Linked DNA regions of Homo sapiens: region 2 is linked to region 1. A link is an interaction called in ENCODE POLR2A ChIA-PET data of the cell type or tissue named here. Cell type or tissue: HepG2. All regions are shown on one strand. Links, peaks and the distances in the headings refer to the core of each region. The heading gives the core; the rest is flanking DNA.

Evidence for each region. ChIA-PET counts read pairs that join two places held together with the same protein. Peaks named below come from ENCODE experiments on the same cell type or tissue, not always from the same donor. Only the 100,000 strongest peaks of a DNase experiment are listed, where the experiment ranks them.
Region 2: POLR2A ChIA-PET joins it to region 1 with 5 read pairs; 1 of 35 experiments calls an interaction of 5 or more read pairs at or near these places.

What each region holds. Positions count from the first base shown.
Region 1 is chr9:31,845,164-31,851,359 of GRCh38, forward strand. LOC105376013 (a long non-coding RNA gene) reads right to left here and starts at 4,098. Exons shown (of 3, transcript XR_929549.2): 1 at 3,930-4,098. It overlaps LOC124902137 (a long non-coding RNA gene), which reads left to right and starts at 3,498. Exons shown (of 2, transcript XR_007061444.1): 1 at 3,498-3,744. In HepG2, for the core only: no CTCF peak of the experiment used is centred there; DNase peaks (open chromatin) are centred at 3,008 and 3,488; H3K4me3 peaks cover 2,611 bases.
Region 2 is chr9:32,253,415-32,259,610 of GRCh38, forward strand. No RefSeq gene overlaps it. Among named protein-coding and RNA genes, the nearest start is that of ACO1, 130 kb to the right of the region's middle. In HepG2, for the core only: no CTCF peak of the experiment used is centred there; a DNase peak (open chromatin) is centred at 2,997.

The DNA.
Region 1 (6,196 bases), core at 1,115-5,114:
ACTGTTATTATCTATGATTCTTAATTGAAGACAGTCCACAGTAAAAAATAAAAAAAAATTATCTTAAGAAGTAGTGTAACTGGAGTCTACTCTCTAACCCCATGTTGTACATAGTGAAACATAAACCCCAGATTTCCATGAATTAGGGTCTTGAGCCTTTTATGGCAAATATAAATACTCTGGGGGATTCTGGTTTAAAATTTTCTAAGACCATACTTCCTGCATCAGCCTCTTCCAATTTGTCACTAAAATTCTAATGGAGCCCTGAAAAGAAGAAATTTCTTAGTAATACTAACAACAGAAATATACACCTGGTCTACTGGCCACACCAGAGAAATTTCTGCTAACCACAAAACCTTTGGAGCTCAGTTGACAACCATAATAAGGCTTCTCAATCTGAGAATTAAAAAGATGAAAAGACACTTGGCCTTTTACTAACTCCCTGTTTCCTGATTTGATAATTCTGGTTGTGTCAACCCAAACACCAAGCTAACATCTCTCTATTATGATTCCATTCCCTACCTCCCTGATGCTGTCTTTCTTCATGCATCCAACTAGAAAGTTCAACTTCCAAGGAAGAAAAAAAAATTGAAGGAAATTGAGGGATAACATATTACATTCTGGGAAGTAAAGTCCCAGCAGATAAAGCACTTTGGGAAAACATATTCAAAAAACCACTAGTAGCAATTCATGGAGGGGATCATTCTTATAAATTATTTAATGCGTTTGTTGTATCACAGAAACAGACTGTAGGAGGTGAAGAAATTCCAATCAAAATCTATCAATGCTACGCTAAATGCATTCCTGTTAGAAAGTGTAAATTATCTTGAGAGTTGTTCTCGTTATCTTGCCCTTCAGCTATTGGTATGAGAAGAAAATTATAATATTGTAATACCATAGCAAAGACAGAGTACCTGCTCAAGATAAAGTTCCAGCTTATTTATTGGTAGGCATTGGGTCTGTTTGAATCTCTTCATGTTCTAGGACAAGGATGAGTATGTAAGAAGGTAGGTAAATTGATTGATAAATAATAAATTAGATAAATAAGAAAAATGAAAGTTAACATGTACATGATTCTAAAGAGTTAAAGAAAACAAATATTAATACATCGGGAAAGAATTTGCTATAGAACAAAAGGAAATCTTTAAGCATATTCATACACCTTTGTTAGGAAGTTAGAAAACACAGCATTCAATGAAAGAGTAGCAAAAAGATGAGATAAAACTGGATTACAAGGAAACTCAAAATTTAATAACAGAATTAAAGAGTTTATTTGAAGCAAAAAAGAGTACATCAGGCAAAAATGAAATCAATCATTCAGAGGGCAAAATAGAAACAATTCTTCCATATCACTTTAGAGTGCTTGTGTTGTTTTGGTGCACAAAACTGTGACTGCACAAAATAAGGCAGAAATGTTATCAGTGATGATGAAATCATTCATGGGTTTTTTCTCTTTTTATACTGTGTTTTATTTTGTAAATATTTTGAAAACAGCCAGTGCTATTCAAATAATCAAAATAAATACACATTATAAAAAGTATGATAGCAGTGCAAACTCAGAGAGATCAATTGTCAGAACAAAACACATGGAACAGATTTTAGTACAGCTGTAAGAAAAAATTGCAAGCTAATTAAAAACTGCATAGATTTTTTAATGTTCAGAAGAAAATTAAGTTAAATTATTATCTTACCTTATACATGTAACTATATAGTAAATGAATCAACTAATTAAATGGACATAAGCCATAAAAAGCTAGAAGAAAACATATTATACTATTTGATTAATCACTCAAGATAGAATTCTAAAGCATACAGTAAAAAAGATGGCATCAAGCAAAAGGAAAAAATATATATAAATATATATTACATATATTTTAATAAAATAATATACCGTTAAAACATTGCTAAATATAGAAAATCAGAAATCATGATAAAGAATCAACAAATATTCAATCACATTTAAAATTAAAGAAAATAATATTAACATGAAATATTAGTATTCATGTATGAAATTGGCAAAAATTTAAAAATCATTTTTCAGAAATTGGGCATAAGGCTTCCTGTGGAAATGGAAAACCATCTAGATGGTGAAACCATCTAGAAAAATAAATTGGTGAAATGTATAAACAGCATTAAAAATTTCTATCATTTTGAACCAGTAATCCAACATTAAATTTTTTATACTTAAAAGATATTCAGAGGTACCCACAAAAATTTATATTTTAAATGTTTATACAACATTATTTATGATGGTAAAAAGTAAAGATAATATAAATGTCCAAGTATAAGAAAATAACTACCTGTTAGTATAGTCATATGTTGGAATCAGGTAATAATTAGAACTTAATTTTTCAAAGAATATTAGGTATAAAATTTTTATTAGGTGATATTACATGACAAAATAGCAATATAGAAACAGTATACAGATGGTCCTCCACTTACAATGAGTTTATATCTCCATTGTAAGTTGAATATACAGTTAGGTTGAAAATGCACTTAATACACTTGCCCTACAAAACATTATAAGCTCAGCCTCGCCTACGTTAAAAGTGCTTGAATATTTCCATCAGCAAAATCATCTAACACAAAGCCTGTTTTATGATTAAGTATTAAATATCTTATGTAATGTATTGAATAATGTACTGAAAGTGAAAAACAAAATGGTTGTACTGGTCCTCAAAGTACAGTTTCTACTGAATGTGTATCACTTTCTCATCACTGTAAAGGTAAAAAATTGTAAGTCAAACCATCTTAAGTTGGGGACCATCTGTGTAAAATACAGTAGTTCTTGCTTATCTGTTGTTTTACTTTTTGTGGTTTCAGTTACCCGTAGTCAACCATGGTCTGAAAATATTAAAGGAAAATTCCAAAATAAACAATTCACAATTTTAGATTGTGGATCATTCTGAGTAGCCTAATGAAATCTCATGCTGTCCCTCTCCATCCCACCCAGGACATGAATCATCCTTCTGTTCAGCATATTCATGCTGTATACACTGCCTGCACTTTGGTCACTAAGTAGCCATCTTGGATACAAGATCATGGGTCATGGTATCACATTGCTTGTCTTCAAGTAACTCTTATTTTACTTAATAATGGCCCTGAAGCAAAAGAGTAGTGATTATGACAATTCAGATATGCCAAAGAGAAGTTGTAAAGGGCTGCCTTTAAGTAAAAAGGTTGAAAGTTCTTCACTTAGTAAGCAAAGAAAACAAAATCATTTGCTGAGGTTTCTAAGATCTAAAGTAAGAATGAACTTTCTATAAAATTGTGAAAAAGAAAGAAATATGTTCTAGTTTTGCTGTCACACCTCAAAATGCAAAAGTTACAGCCACAGTGTATAATAAGTGTTTAGTTAAGATGGATAAGGCATTTAACTTGTGAGTATGAGAGAGCCAGGTACGAGTGGGTGCCCGAAAAAACTCCAGCCGGCCTGTGCACTGAGGGCAGCCTTGGGAAGCTCCTACCCTTTGCAGCGGGGAGGAGCCTGGCTCCTCCTCTTCCTGTGTGGAACCTGGGATTCAAGCCGCCAGGCAAAGTGCCCTAGCAGGGACTCTGGCTTAGTGAGAGTCTCTGTTTCCCCCTTTTCTTTCTTTCCACCCAATAAAACCGGGTCTTACTCATCATTCAAATTGTCTGCGAGCCTGAATTTTTGTGGCCGTGGGACAAAGAACCCCGTCTTTAACGGAACTAAGGAAAAGCCCTGCAACAATTTTGGCGCGCAACGTGGGGACTTGAGAAGCGGTGAGTGAAATGGAGACTCAAAACTCTCTCACTGTGGTTTCTAAACCTTTTCATCCTGGGACTTCTGAGGGTGGGGGAAACCATGCGCCTACCCCCTGTCACTCCAAAGCCTTTTCCTGGCCTTTTCCTTCCTTTTTCAAGTCAGATCTGCGAGCAACGGCTCCCCTCTACCCCCCCATCCTTACCATGGCTGGGACTTATGGCCCAAGGGTCCCACACAGCTGGCTGGCTGGCGTTTTCCACCACATCTCTGGAGACTTCCCCTTCCCCAGCCAACGGGTTTTACTCCATCAGACAGTAATTAAGCTTTTCTCCTGGTAAAGAAAACAGTTGTGTAAGAATAAGAAGTTCTTCTCTAGGCATTTTTAAACCTTTTTTTTTCCCTGTTCTCTACCCCGTCAGCAGTTAAGCTTGTTTTTTCCTTTTAGAAGCCATTTTACTAGGCCAGGCTCCGCAACTATCACTGTTTGTACTCTCTGCAAAGTTTTGGTTGTCCTAGTATGGGGTAATACATAGTAAAATTATAATATTTTGGTCTGAGACAGTATTTGAAAGCCGAGGGTGACCAGGCGCGCTGGCTTCCGCCTGTAATCCCAGCACTTTGGGAGGCCGAGGCGGGTGGATCACGAAGTCAAGAGATCGAGACCATCCTGGCCAACATGGTGAAACCCCGTCTCTACTGAAAATACAAAAATTAGCCAGGCGTGGTGGCACGGGCCTGTAGTCCCAGCTACTCAGGAGGCTGAGGCAGGAGAATCGCTTGAACCTGGGAGGCGGAGGTTGCAGTGAGCCGAGATCATGCTACTGCACTTCAGCCTGGTGACAGGGTGAGACTCCTTCTCAAAAAAAAAAAAAAAAAAAAAAAAAAAGCCCAGAGTTTAGATGGCACTTTTACTCTAATTCAGGACCTTGTAATAGACAACTCAAGGGAAAGAGTGAGGCATTTTGCTTCCTTATGAGCCTCAAGAATGATGTCCTTCTAACATTCACAGTTCCACAGTTCTGTGGGTCTGCCTCTCCATCATCAGACTGTTTTAAATGTTTGCTTCTTCTCCTTGCACATCCTCTTCCCACATCTGAATTAAACTATTCTTAGTGCCTCTTCTCCTTTCCCTTTCGCTTTGGAGAGACAATACCTTTTTTCTTCCTTGCAGCACTTTAACATCTTCTTCTAGGGTCATACCCTGTTCTTCAACTCCTTTCCCACTCTAACCCCATGAGTGTGGCCAATGACAGCACCCCATCTCCTGATCCATAGAGGCAGACACAGGTCTGAGATCTGAGCATTCATGGGACTACCGCCCTTGCTTTTTTGAGGGGTTCAAATGCCAACAAATCAATCAAAACACTTCACTGAATTTTTTCTGATTGAAGTGAATGCAGGAGAATTTCCCCACCCACCATTTCTGGGTGAGTTTGAAAATATATAAGCAATGATTCTATACTCCTGAGCTTATTCCATCTGAGAGAACACAGAGGAAGCACAGACTGCTGACAGCTTTTGGAGGCTGGAACTATTTATACCAGGGTTATCTATCTCATCTTTTTCTACAGATTATTTCCTTAGATCAGTTTTTTGTTGTTGTTGTTTTACTTAAACTAGTTTAAATTTTCAAATGAAAACTGGCCAGTATAACACACAACCTCATCACGCTTAATTCTACAAGTTATGTATGTTAACTACGACTATTCTATTTAGACATAGGGAAGTTTGAAACTCACCCCCCTAGCCCATGCTGGCAATTTTTCCAATATAAATAAACATCTCTGCTCTCTCTCTTTAGCCTAGAGAATTTTCATAACCAGAAAGAAATGTTCTTTTGGCTATAAAGTGTCTATAGGTTATAATGGCAAGAACAGTATAAATAATAAGACAACGTATATTTATTTTCAACAGTAGTAATCAGAAGATTTAATATACATTTCTAACACTTTGAAGGATAAATTATAATAAAATGGCTAGGGATAATATAGATGACGCATATAAATCTAGTGAATAAACTGCATTAAATATTATACATTGCAAAAAGATTTGCAAAGCAACTTCTTTTCTAGTGCCCATGGATGACTTATAAAAATTGATTGTGTATCAGAGAAGAGAGAAATCCTCAGTAATTACTCCAAAGCAGGTTTTAAATACTGAGGTTTATGCAATAAATAACTTTATTTATGAAATATAAAAATATTCAATCATTTGTATTTTTTGAATCACTATCCTATATAACTCTTTGTTCTAAAAGAAATCAAAAGGGCAATTCTTCGCATTAGGATAAGGGTAATAGTACACAACAAAATCTGTGGTTCTAATAAAAGCAAAAATCTATGAAAAAGTACACCATTAAATACATTAATATTAGCAAAAAAGAAATTATCTAGATGTTCAATTAAAATTATTTTTAAGTAGAACAAAGTATTATTGGAGATAACATAAGGATGATGAATTGGAAAAGAG
Region 2 (6,196 bases), core at 1,163-5,162, 410 kb after region 1:
AAAAGAAAGAAAGAAAGCTGGAATAGTAGAAGTGGGAATAGCATTATTACTCTTTGAAAAAAATGTGGATAAAAGAGGAAGACAACAAAAAGGGGATTCAGGGTCCCACACAGGACTTTTTTAAGGACAAAGACCCATGAACATATTGATTTACTGCAAGAAATAATAAAGACAGTGGAAAGACAGCAATAAGGATATGAGTAAGAGAGAATGACTAAAAAGGAAGATCATGCTGGATTTAAGGAGAAGGGGTATCATTCCTCCTTTGTCTGGAACTGGAGCAAAAGTTGGAGGAGATAGTTGCGTATAGGCATACGTATTAAGGTACAGGGAACCAGCACACATCCAGTGACCTAAATGAGGTAAAAGGTAAAGTAGCTGTTGGAACTAAGGAGTGTGCAGGTTGACCACACAGACCAAGGGAAGTGGCAGAGATTGGGAACAGGAAAAGATGCTGACCAAGGAGAGTCCCCTGCGTGTGAGAAGAAGAGAAGCCAATTATCACATGAATCACAAGCTGGGTTTTTTCTGGGTGTCAGAGAAGGAACATGAGTAACTTATTTTCTGTGCCAAAATGATTTCCAGTAATTGTTCACAGAATGAGATGATGGACACTGATACTCTATGGTTGATCTTTCACTTTAAGTACAAGTATACACACCACCTACTCCCCAGCATATTAACATCAACTGTCATCATCATGAATTTGCACCTGCTGCTAAGCCTCATCTCATCTCCACCACTATCAGCCTTCTGTTCTCAAAAATAGTTAGAGGTACATTTGGCAATTTCTTTCTCTTTCTTCCCAACAAAGTTTTGTAGTTTCTTCTGTTCCTAATTTGCCACTTGCAACTCCCCTGGCGTCTCTACAGTTTCTGAAATAATACAGTATCTTCACAATATTAGTATATTCCTTACACTAAAAATATTCCATCCATATTTGCATGTTTGATTATCATACAATAGGCAGATAGTTAAAGGTTGGAGATCCAATTCTAGCCAAGATATTTTTAAGCAGCAAAGGTTTTTTAGATACAGCCCCCAAATTACAAATTATAAATGATAAAAATTGATAAATGTGACTACATCAAAATTCAAAACTCTTGTACTACAAAAGACAATGTCAGAAAAAAAGACAAGCCTCAGGTGTGGAGAAAAAATTGAAATATGTGTGGCAAAAGATAATTTTTTCAAGAAATGGTACAAGAACAATTGGATATCCCTATGCAAAAAAAATGCTCTTAGAACTGTACTTCATATATTAAAAAATTAACTCAAAATGAATTATACTTGATCTTAGCCAAAAGGCCAAAAAGCAATTCAAAATGGATCATATATCTCAATGCAAAGCCCAAAAATTATAAAACTTTTAAAAAGTAAATAAGAAAAAAAAATCCTGGAGACCTTGGGTTAATCAAAGATTTCTTAGATACAACACCAAAAGCATAATCAATGAAAGAACAAAATGATAAATTTGTCTTCAAATTTAAAACTTCTACTATTAAAAGACACTCCTAAGAGAATGAAAAGGCAAGTCATTAACTGGAAGGAAATTTTTGTAAAACATATACCTGATAAAGACTTGCATCTAGCATATGTGAAGAACTGTCAAAACCAAACAATAAGCAAACAAACAGACCAGTTTTTAAAATGGGCAAAAGAATGAACACAAAATTTACCAGAGAAAACATATAGATGGCAAATAAGCATACGGAAGCGTGTCCAACGTCATTACTCATTGAAGAAATGCAAGTTAAAATCAGATATGACCACATACCTATTAGGATGGCTAAAACTAAAAACACTGACCGTATCAAGCATTGCAGAGAATGTGGAGGAACTGGAACTCTCAATCCTGTTGGTAGGAATGCAAAATGGTATGGCTACATTGGGAAATAGTTATATTGTTTCTTAAAAAACTAAATATATACCTACTATATGATCTAGCCATTCTGTTCTTTGGTATTTACCCAAAAGAAATGAAAGAATATATCCACACACACACACACACACACACACAAAAAAAAAAAAAAAACTTGTATAAGAATGTTCATAGAAGCTTTATTTATGATAAGCAAAACTGTGAAGCAACTCTAATGTCCATCAGCAGGTGAATAAATAAATTGTGGCATATCCCTTTAATGGAATATTACTTACCAATGAAAAGGAATAAATTATTGTTACATGCAACAATATTGATGGATCTCAAAATATGCTGAGTGAAAGAAGTGAGCCAATATAGGGTACATACTGCATGATTCCACTTCCATAAAATTCTGGAAAATGTAATCTAATTTACAGTGGCAGAAAGGAAATCCATAGTTTCAGCAAGTTAGCAGGTTATGGAGAAACAGAAGAGATAGACTACAAAGGAGCATGAAGAAAATTTTGGGCTTGATGGGTATGTTCATTTTCTTAATTGCAGTAATGACTTCACAAGTATATACATACGTCAAAACTTATCAAATTGCCTACTTTAAATATGTGTTTATTATATGTTGATATCTCAAAGTTGTTTAGAAATGTCACTGCTACCTGTGCTTTCTTCATAGAAAAGCATAAACAATATAATGAACATCTGTGTGTTAACAACCCAGCTTAAAAATAAATTATTAAAAATATATTTAAAGCTCCCCAAATATACCTTTTGCACTAGGTAGAGGATCTCACTTCATCTTTAGTGAGGAGGACCTGCAGAGATCACAGAATCTCACATTTCCCTTTTGCAAATGTGTACAACAAATAATACCTAGTTCTCATTGCAGAGTAAGAGTCCAGTCATTTCCCACAAATTCTTTTGCCATCTTCACATGATGTCAAGCTCAAGAACTTTCTCTAGGTGGTGGCAAATAGAGAGCCCCTTTATCTAACCACACAGACCTCATCTCAATTCAAAAGAAACATGTTTGGATTCGCTCCAGCACTGCATAGCTAGGGTATTGCTCTGCTCCATGAGCGGCAGATGGGGCAGGATGACTCTGGGCAAACTCAGGTGCATGAATGGCTCTTTTTACTTCCTAGCTGACTGACAAAGGTGGAACAGACCCTCCACTTGTGCTTTATCACTCTCGGCTGTCCATCTTTTCGTGCATTATATATTCTCTGTCGGAAATGACAATGTTTCTGCTGGAAAAGAAAAAAGGAGTTCAGCCTGTCAGCAGTGTAGTGGGAAGTAAAAGCATTTCACAAGTTCCGATCTTATCTTAGCAACTGCTTTTCTAAATATTTTGCAATAGTACAGTAAGAAAGCTCTTTTTCAACAATAATAGAAGAAAGGCCTTTTTCTAAAATGTTATAACCCAAAAACATCAAAGAGTTAATGTCAGGCTGAAATGGGAAGAATATACTCTGCCTTAAAATTAATCTTTAGGAGTAAAATAAGTAGATTCCTTTTTTTTTTTTTTTTTTTTTTTTTTTTGAGACAGAGTCTCGCTCTGTCCCCCAGGCTGGATTGCAGTGGGGCGATCTTGACTCACTGCAAGCTCCACCTCCCAGGTTCACGCCCTTCTCCTGCCTCAGCCTCTCAAGTAGCTGGGACTACAGGCGCCGGCCACCACGCCTGGCTAATTTTTTGTATTTTTAGTAGAGACGGGATTTCACCGTGTTAGACAGGATGGTCTCAATCTCCTGACCTTGTGATCCGCCCACCTTGGCCTCCCAAAGTGCTGGGATTACAGGCATGAGCCATCATGCCCGGCCATAACCAAGTAGATTTCTAAGCAATTATGCCTATTACAGAAAATTTCAGCATGTGGAACTCTCTGGGGCCTCAGAGACCACCATGATCAAGACCCTCACTTTACAATGAAGGAACTGAGGCATGATTGCTTTATTGTCTTCTATTTCGAAAGCATTCTAAATCTCTAGACGGTCACCAGCATATGCCTTTTCAAAACTTTCCAACTATAGAACAGTAAGGTTTCAAGAAAGAAATGGTGGGTGGCTCTCCTTCAATGGAACTAAAGTAAACAATCTATAAAAGCTAAGTAAGTTTTATTCCACTAAGGAACAAACGAACGACTGCTTCTGATCTAAGTTTTTCCAGTTTTCCTGAAATTGATGCAAGAAAAAGAGATCAGTTGCCTACTCTTCTGCCATTTCACAACTTGCACAACACACATGGCCCCATAATCAAGCAACAGATTAATCACGGCTCATGGCATAGCCCTGAATCTCCTCACTTCCATAGGCCAGAAAAGCTGACAGGCATGTTGGTTATGAGGGTCTAATGGGATCAACTGTTAGCAAGATAAACAACCTCTTTATCAACACTGCCATAAAAGTAATCTTCCAACGGTAAATGTGTGATCATGCCTCTCCTTAAAATTCCTTCATAGTTCCCCAGGCCCTCGGTGTAAAGTTTAATTTTCTCTGTTTCTCTTTACAAAGCCCTTCATAACCTGTATCCTTTTTTAATAGCCTTATTGAGGTATAACTAATATACAAAAAAGGTGCATATTTAATATGTATAATTCAATGAATTTGGATGTAAGCATATATCCATGACACCATCACCACAATCATAACAAACATCCATCACTTCCAGAGGTTTCCTTGTGTCCCCATGGGTTTTTTGTTTGTTTTTTGGTTTTGTTGTGTTTGTTCTGTTTTGTGGTAAGAACACTTAACACGAGATTTACCCTCTTAACAAACTTTTAAGTACACATACCATATTATTAACTGTAGGCACTATGTTGTACAGCAGATCTCTAGAACTTACTATGCTTGTGTAACTGTAACTTTATATTCATTGAACCTATCTCTTACTTATCTAAGATCCTTTTCTGTCTTCACTACTATGAGCACCACCATCACCACTCTTCATTCTACCCCTGCACCCTGCATCCCAGACAAATATTTGAAATTCTCCAATCAGGCCTTGTTCACACTTTCAAGGCTAGCTCATCTGGCATTCTCTTCCTTGAATGTGCCTCTCCTCTTCCACCATCCTAAGTCTACCTTGGTAAATGCTCATCTGCAGTCAGCTTCCAGTAGGGTGCACAGCGATCCCCATCTCCTTGTATTCATACCCTTGTGTAATCCCTTCCCTTGTGTGTAAGCTAAGCTTAGTGACCTGCTTCTAATGAACGAACTATGGCAAAAGTGATGAGGTGCCACTTTAGAGATTAGATCACAAAAGACCATGCCTCTGGTCTTGCTCACACTCACTCTCTGCCTCTTCTTCCTTGCTCACTGGGGTGAAGCAAGCTGCCATGTTGTGAGCTGCTCTAAGCAGAAGCCCAAGTGGCCAGAAACTGAGAGAAGCCCCAACTGCCAGCAAGTAACTGAGGCCTTCAGTCCAAAAGCATATGAGGAACCGAATCTTACCAACAACAATGAGTGAGTTTGGGAGCAAATCTCTCCCTGGTCAAGTAGTCAAGATAACTGCAGCCCAGCTGACATGTTAATTGCAGCCTCCCAAAAAACTAAGCAAGAACCACCCACCTACCCCATACCCAGACCCCTGACCCAGTGAAACTATAATAAATTTTGTTGATTGAAGCTACAAAGTCTGGGGAGTAATTTGTTTCCCAGCAATAGATAATTAATATGTTATCTCTTGACACTCAATTAACTAGTATCTGCCAGCCTAGAAAAAATTAACTCCTCTCTTCTTTATAACTAACCATGCCCTGTACTCCTGCCTCTGTCATAGAATTGTCACGCATGTGCTTCTTTGCAGCTTTGTCTCTCCCATTCTACTTGAAGATCTTTGAAATTGGAACATGTCTTTTAAAATTTGTATCCCAAGATCCTAGCACAAAGCATGTTTGTGAATTGATGAATGGAAGTGAATTAAATTATAACTTATTCTCAAAATTGAAATTTTTAAAAGACTGACAAGTCAAATTTGCTTTCTTACAAGTACAGGGAAATATGCTGGGAATTACCAGAATAGCATAAAACCCTCCCTCTTAGAGGTCTCTTTTTTATTCAGAGACAACCCTTTACTGACCATATCATTATCCAGTGTGGTGACTGTTTAAGATGACTCTTCCTGGGTTGGGCGAAAATTCAATTAAAATGGAAATCATTCAAGCTAAACATTCTCAGAAATAAAAATCACCCACTTCACACAATGAGAATCACCTACTGATCTATTTTGCCTCTTCGTAACTGCTCAAAGAAGGTCCCTTCTACAAGGAGTTAGATTGGAAGAATAGGAGGTTTGATGAACACTTCCCCAAGAAAAAGG